Linked DNA regions of Homo sapiens: region 2 is linked to region 1. A link is a loop called in an ENCODE intact Hi-C map of the cell type or tissue named here. Cell type or tissue: adrenal gland. All regions are shown on one strand.

The links. Peaks named below come from ENCODE experiments on the same cell type or tissue, not always from the same donor. Only the 100,000 strongest peaks of a DNase experiment are listed, where the experiment ranks them.
Region 2: it touches region 1 in a loop (2.3-fold over the local background); 16 of 110 quality-filtered maps call a loop at or near these places.

Annotation. Positions count from the first base shown.
Region 1 is chr9:124,479,692-124,482,191 of GRCh38, forward strand. It overlaps NR5A1 (nuclear receptor subfamily 5 group A member 1), which reads right to left. Exons shown (of 7, transcript NM_004959.5): 7 at 1,545-2,500. Among named protein-coding and RNA genes, the nearest start is that of NR5A1, 26 kb to the right of the region's middle. RefSeq lists an enhancer at 2,249-2,500. In adrenal gland, a CTCF peak has its summit at 1,059; no DNase peak of the experiment used is centred here; H3K27ac peaks cover 1,427 bases.
Region 2 is chr9:124,418,456-124,420,955 of GRCh38, forward strand. No RefSeq gene overlaps it. Among named protein-coding and RNA genes, the nearest start is that of PSMB7, 4.3 kb to the left of the region's middle. In adrenal gland, CTCF peaks have their summits at 1,293 (motif pointing right) and 1,498; DNase peaks (open chromatin) are centred at 1,456 and 2,436.

The sequences.
Region 1 (2,500 bases):
AGAAGACAGCATGGCTCCGTGGGGCCAGCAGAGCCCCTGCCCTGTGCTGGGAACGCTGGGCCAAGTGCGGCACTCTATCCTCAGCGGGGACAGGAGGGGCGGGACGCTGAAGGGGCAGCAAGGAGGCAGGCAGGGCACTTGGTGGCCCCCCGACCACCTACATCTCAGCATCTTCACCTTCAACAGGCTCCTGTCTCCTCAAAAACCCATCATATGGGCTGTGGGGAAGGGGACAAAGGTGGGACCAAGGGGTCCTTTCCCATCCCCCACCTCCCTCCATTCCATATCCCTCTTGTCCCCTATACACACCCTCTCTTTACTCTCCAGCCAGAGTAACTTCTCCTAGATCCCCAGACACGGTGGCTGATACCCCTCCATCCTTCTGCTCACACTGTTCCCTCTGCCTGAACTGTCCCCAGCTCCTATCTAGCTGGTGAACTCCTGGGCATCCTTCAAAACCCAATTTGGATGACACCTCTGCTAAAAAGTATTCCTGTTCCCCAGACCCATCTCTCCCAGGAGCAGGGTCAATCACTTCCTCACCTTGTCTGTCTCAGGCATATATGCAGTATCACATCAGACTACAGTCTGGTTTAAGATAGTCTCCGCCTACAAGACTGGACATTGCCCAGGGCAGGAACTAAGGCATCTGCAGGTGCCAAGAAGAAGAGGGACACCTTTTTCTTTGCATAAAAGCCACTGCCAAACTGTGTGCCTAGGGCTGCATCACCTGAGAGGGAACACGTTTTTCTAATTTGCATGAAGCATCTGGAGGCCGGGGGTGACCCTGGAGAAGAACTAGTCAAGTTAGTCAAAATGGATCAGGACGATGGAGCTTTGTACCATGGCTGTGCCGCTTTTAGCTGTGTGACCTTTGGCAAGCTGCTTGGGCCCTCTGTGCCTCAGTTTCCTCATCTGTAACCTACAGAAGTGGCTTCAAAGAGCAGTCAGTGTGCCCAGATGAGGCGGGAAGCACTAAGCAGGGGGCCTGGAGTGGAGGAAGCCTCAGATGGCGGCGGTGCTCACTGCCGCCACCACGTGGGGCTGGGGAGGAACCTGTGAGGGACGTGGTGGGGCAGACAGGAAAGGGCAGGGCTCTGAGGGGTCTGGTCTCCCAGGTCTGTGGCTCATGGGCCCTTGGCAAGTGCCTTCCCCTCCTAGAGTATAACCCCTGCCTCACAGGGCTGCTGCGGGGACAGTGAGATGAGGGTGGCACACAGTAGGTGCCCCTTAAATGGCTGCTCCTTCTGCCCCAAGATGGGGGCTGAGCTGGCATGGCCAGCATGCAACAGGCAGAGAGGCTACAGCATCCCCCTGGCCTCCCAGTGCCTCAGGGTCCCAGGGATGAGGTGGGTCCCAAACCCCAACAGTGCCTGGTGTCCCCCCACCCGGCCCCGCCACCCACCTGCCTCCTCAGAGTTTTGAAGCAAAGAGGGTCTGCGTGCCACCTCCATCCAAGTCAGAGCGCTGCCCCAACCTAGACCACCCGGAATCCACCCGGGCCGTTCTGCTTTGGCCCCAGAACGTACACAGGCAAAGGTAGCTGGAAACTAATTGCGAAATTTATTCCAGGGCTGTGGGGGCTGGGGTGATCCTTAAGGGCACTTCTCGTTTCAGGGCTGTGGGTCTCCGGCCTTGGCAGGGGCACATGTTTCAGGGGGCGGGGAGGGGAGGTACTGAGACAGGGTGGCGGGAGGCGGGAGGCAGGAGGCAGGGGTGCCCAGTCTCCTCCAACTGGGCAGGCTCAGCACAAGCTGCAACAGTAACATGAAAGCGGGACGGACAGCAGGCACCCCGCCGGGGACAGGAGACAGCCGAGGCCTCTCCCTGGTGCTTCACCCTGCAGAGTGTCCTTCATGACCTAGGACAGGGGGTCAGGGAGCTGAGGGCCAGCTTCATGGGTTTGCAGCAAGGGACCCAACGGGTTGGAGCCACAGAGAGGGGATCAACAGCGCTATCCCTGATCTACAGGCCCGTGCCCCCTCCCAAGTTCACTTGCATTCCCACCCACAGAGACCTGAAGCCCCCAACAGGGCATCCTGCTGTTCACCTAGTGGGTGGAGGGCGGGCAACAGCGCTTCTCTGGATTGGGGCTGGGGCTCAGAAGTAATGACCCAGCACCACCCCAAGGGTACTTAGTAGGCGAGTGTCCGGGGAGAAACCGTCAGCTGTACTTAGTGGCAATCCCCAAGCCCCAGCTTCAGTCCTCAAATCTGTCCCCTTCCCTCCATCACACACACATTTCAAGGAGTGTCTAGAAGCTTAAAAACAAAAAGCGGGGAGAAAAACCTCTTGACTACAACCTTGCAGATAAATACCAGCCTGGGAGGGCCACCTCTGGGTGGGGCTAGGATGTCGATTGTACCAAACGTTCTCCTTGGGTGGGAGAGGGAATCAGTGATGCCTGGAGCAAAGTTTTTTCCCGATGATGTATCAATGCCCCCTCTTGCAGAGGTCAGGTGGGGTAGAAGGGCTAGGGAGAAGGTCTTTTTGTCCTAAC
Region 2 (2,500 bases), 61 kb before region 1:
TCAAGAGGCTGAGGCAGGGGAATCACTCGAACCTGGGAGGAGGAGGTTGCAGTGAGCCAAAATCATGCCACTGCACTCCAACCTGGGCAACAGAGAAAGACTCTGTCTAAAAAAAAAAAAAAAAATTGGCAATTTGGAGACAGACATGCACACAGGGAGAACCCCATATGAAGATGAAGGTAGACACTGGAGTGATGATCCTATGGGCCAAGGAATGCCAAAAGTTGCCATCAAACCACCAGAAGCTAGGCGCCAGGTCTGGAACAGTCTGCCTCACGGCTCTCAGAAGAAGCAACTTTGCAGACACCTTGCTTTGGACTTGCACCCTCCAGAATGGTGAGACAATAAATTTCTGGTGTTTCAGCCACCCAGATTGTGGTACTTTGTTATAACAGAGCTAGGAAACTCAGACACCTCCTGAGCTCACAGTCCAGGGGAGGAGAGGAAGTCTCAGAAAAGAAAGACTCCCAGCGCTGTGTGCCAACTGCCAGGCGGGGGAAGCATGGGAATGCGAGTGGGGGGCACACACTCTAGGGAAGCCTAGAGGCTCAGACGGTGTGGAGCCCATCGGGACGACAAGGCAAGAGGGTCAGGCACGTGGGCGAAGGCTTGAGATGTGCCAAAAACAAAACCAAACCGAAAACCCTGGACATGGTTTTTAGGAAACAGTCGTGAGGCTTCTGCAGTGGTACCTGCAGCCTCCGGGGGGTGGTGGTGGGTGCCTGAGTCCCGCCGTAGGGTCTCAGTGGGAGCTAGGAAGCCAGGGCCCAGCCAGGCGTGGTGGCTCATGCCTGTAATCCCAGCACTTTGGGAGGCCCAGGCAGGCAGATCACTCGAGGTCAGGTGTTCAAGACTAGCGTGGCCAGCATGGTGAAACCCCGTCTCTACTAAAAATACAAAAGTTAGCTGGGTGTGGTGGCGCCCGCTTGTAATCTCAGCTACTTGGGAGGCTGAGGTGGGAGGATTGCTTGAACCTGGGAGGCGGAGGTTGCAGTGAGCTGAGATCACACCACTGCACTCCAGCCTGGGCAACAAAGCCAGAGTCTGTTTCAAAAAAAAAAAAAAAGAGAAGCCAGGGCCCCGGGCACAGCACAGAGAGCTAGGAAAGCCGTTGTAGAAATGATCTGTGACCTCGATTTGCTTGAGGGAACTTTCTCTTCCTACCTGGGTTTCTTTGGTATCTTTGATTTTTCACACCCAGACTGGGCTGAGGAGGGGACATTGTTTCCTCTTACAGCCTCTGGAGGTGGCCCCGCAGAGGCACTCAGAGCCCAGCAGAGGGCGACCAAGAGCCTCCAGGCGGCCTGGACATAAAGCAAGGGAGTCAGCCGGGCGGGGATGGGGGCAGCCGGGCAGGGATGGGGGCAGCCTCTGCACCTCCAGGCATGTGGAGGGCAACCCTAGATCCCTAGCACTCAGAGATCCCCACTCGGCCTCCCTGCCCAGCATGGCTGCTGCCCCCTGGGACTGCAGCCCAGCCCAGCTGGCCCTCCCCTGGGCCTGGACACAGTCCCACTTCATCCCTGGCAGTGCTACCAACCCCAACTCACCAGTGAAGCCACCACTTCTGCTGTGGATTTGGCTGGGTGACCTCAGGAGAGCCATCAGGCTCTCTGTGCCTCAGTTCCCAAATAACACAGTAACAACCAACAGTCCCTGAGAGCACTCAACATCCTGGGCTTGGACCCAGCCATTCTGTGTGCAGGATCTCATGATCACCCTGGACACCTAGAATGTGCCAGGCAGTAGGAAAGCACAATCAAGAGACAGACACAGAGCCTGTCCTCAGGGAGCTGGCAGTCCCCAGGGACCAGGCATCATGGCCCCACTTTATAGATGAGGCAACCAAGGCCCGGAGAGGTGAAGTCACTAGCTCAAGGTCATACCGCTGATATGACTTGAGAGTCAAACCACACCCCTCCCAGCCACAGACCACACACAGCACCACTTCCCCCACCCCTGACAATAAGGGCCCAACTGGAACCCGAGTTCCAACCGGAACCCAAGTTCCCTCGTATTCTGCCAGCACACAGGTGGGGTTTCCTCCTCCAGGACTCAGGCCAGCTCAGCTACTTGCCAGCTGCAGGACCTTAGGCTGGTGTCTTGACCTCTCCGAAGTTCAGTTTCCTCATCTGTAAAATGACAGACTGTTGCAGTGCTTATCCTGCCCCACACGCATCGAATAAGAACACGCATCGTAAACTATACAACACTTCATGTATTCATTATTTATTAAACCCTTCCTTGGTGCCAAGCTTGGTGCCAACCCTGTGCTAGATGACAGCCTTGGGGGCATTGGTCTGGCGTCTAGGCCTCCAGTTCACTGTGCTAAGTGCCCTAAAGGACACGAGCCAGAGCACAGCCAGGGAAAGAGCTTCCAAGTCTGCCTGAGGCTGCAGGTGGGCACCCAGAGGACAAGAGTTAGCATCAAGACCAGGGGACGAGGGTGCATCTCATGCTGCCGAGAGCTCAGCTGTGCGTGGCCCTGGCATCACCCTGG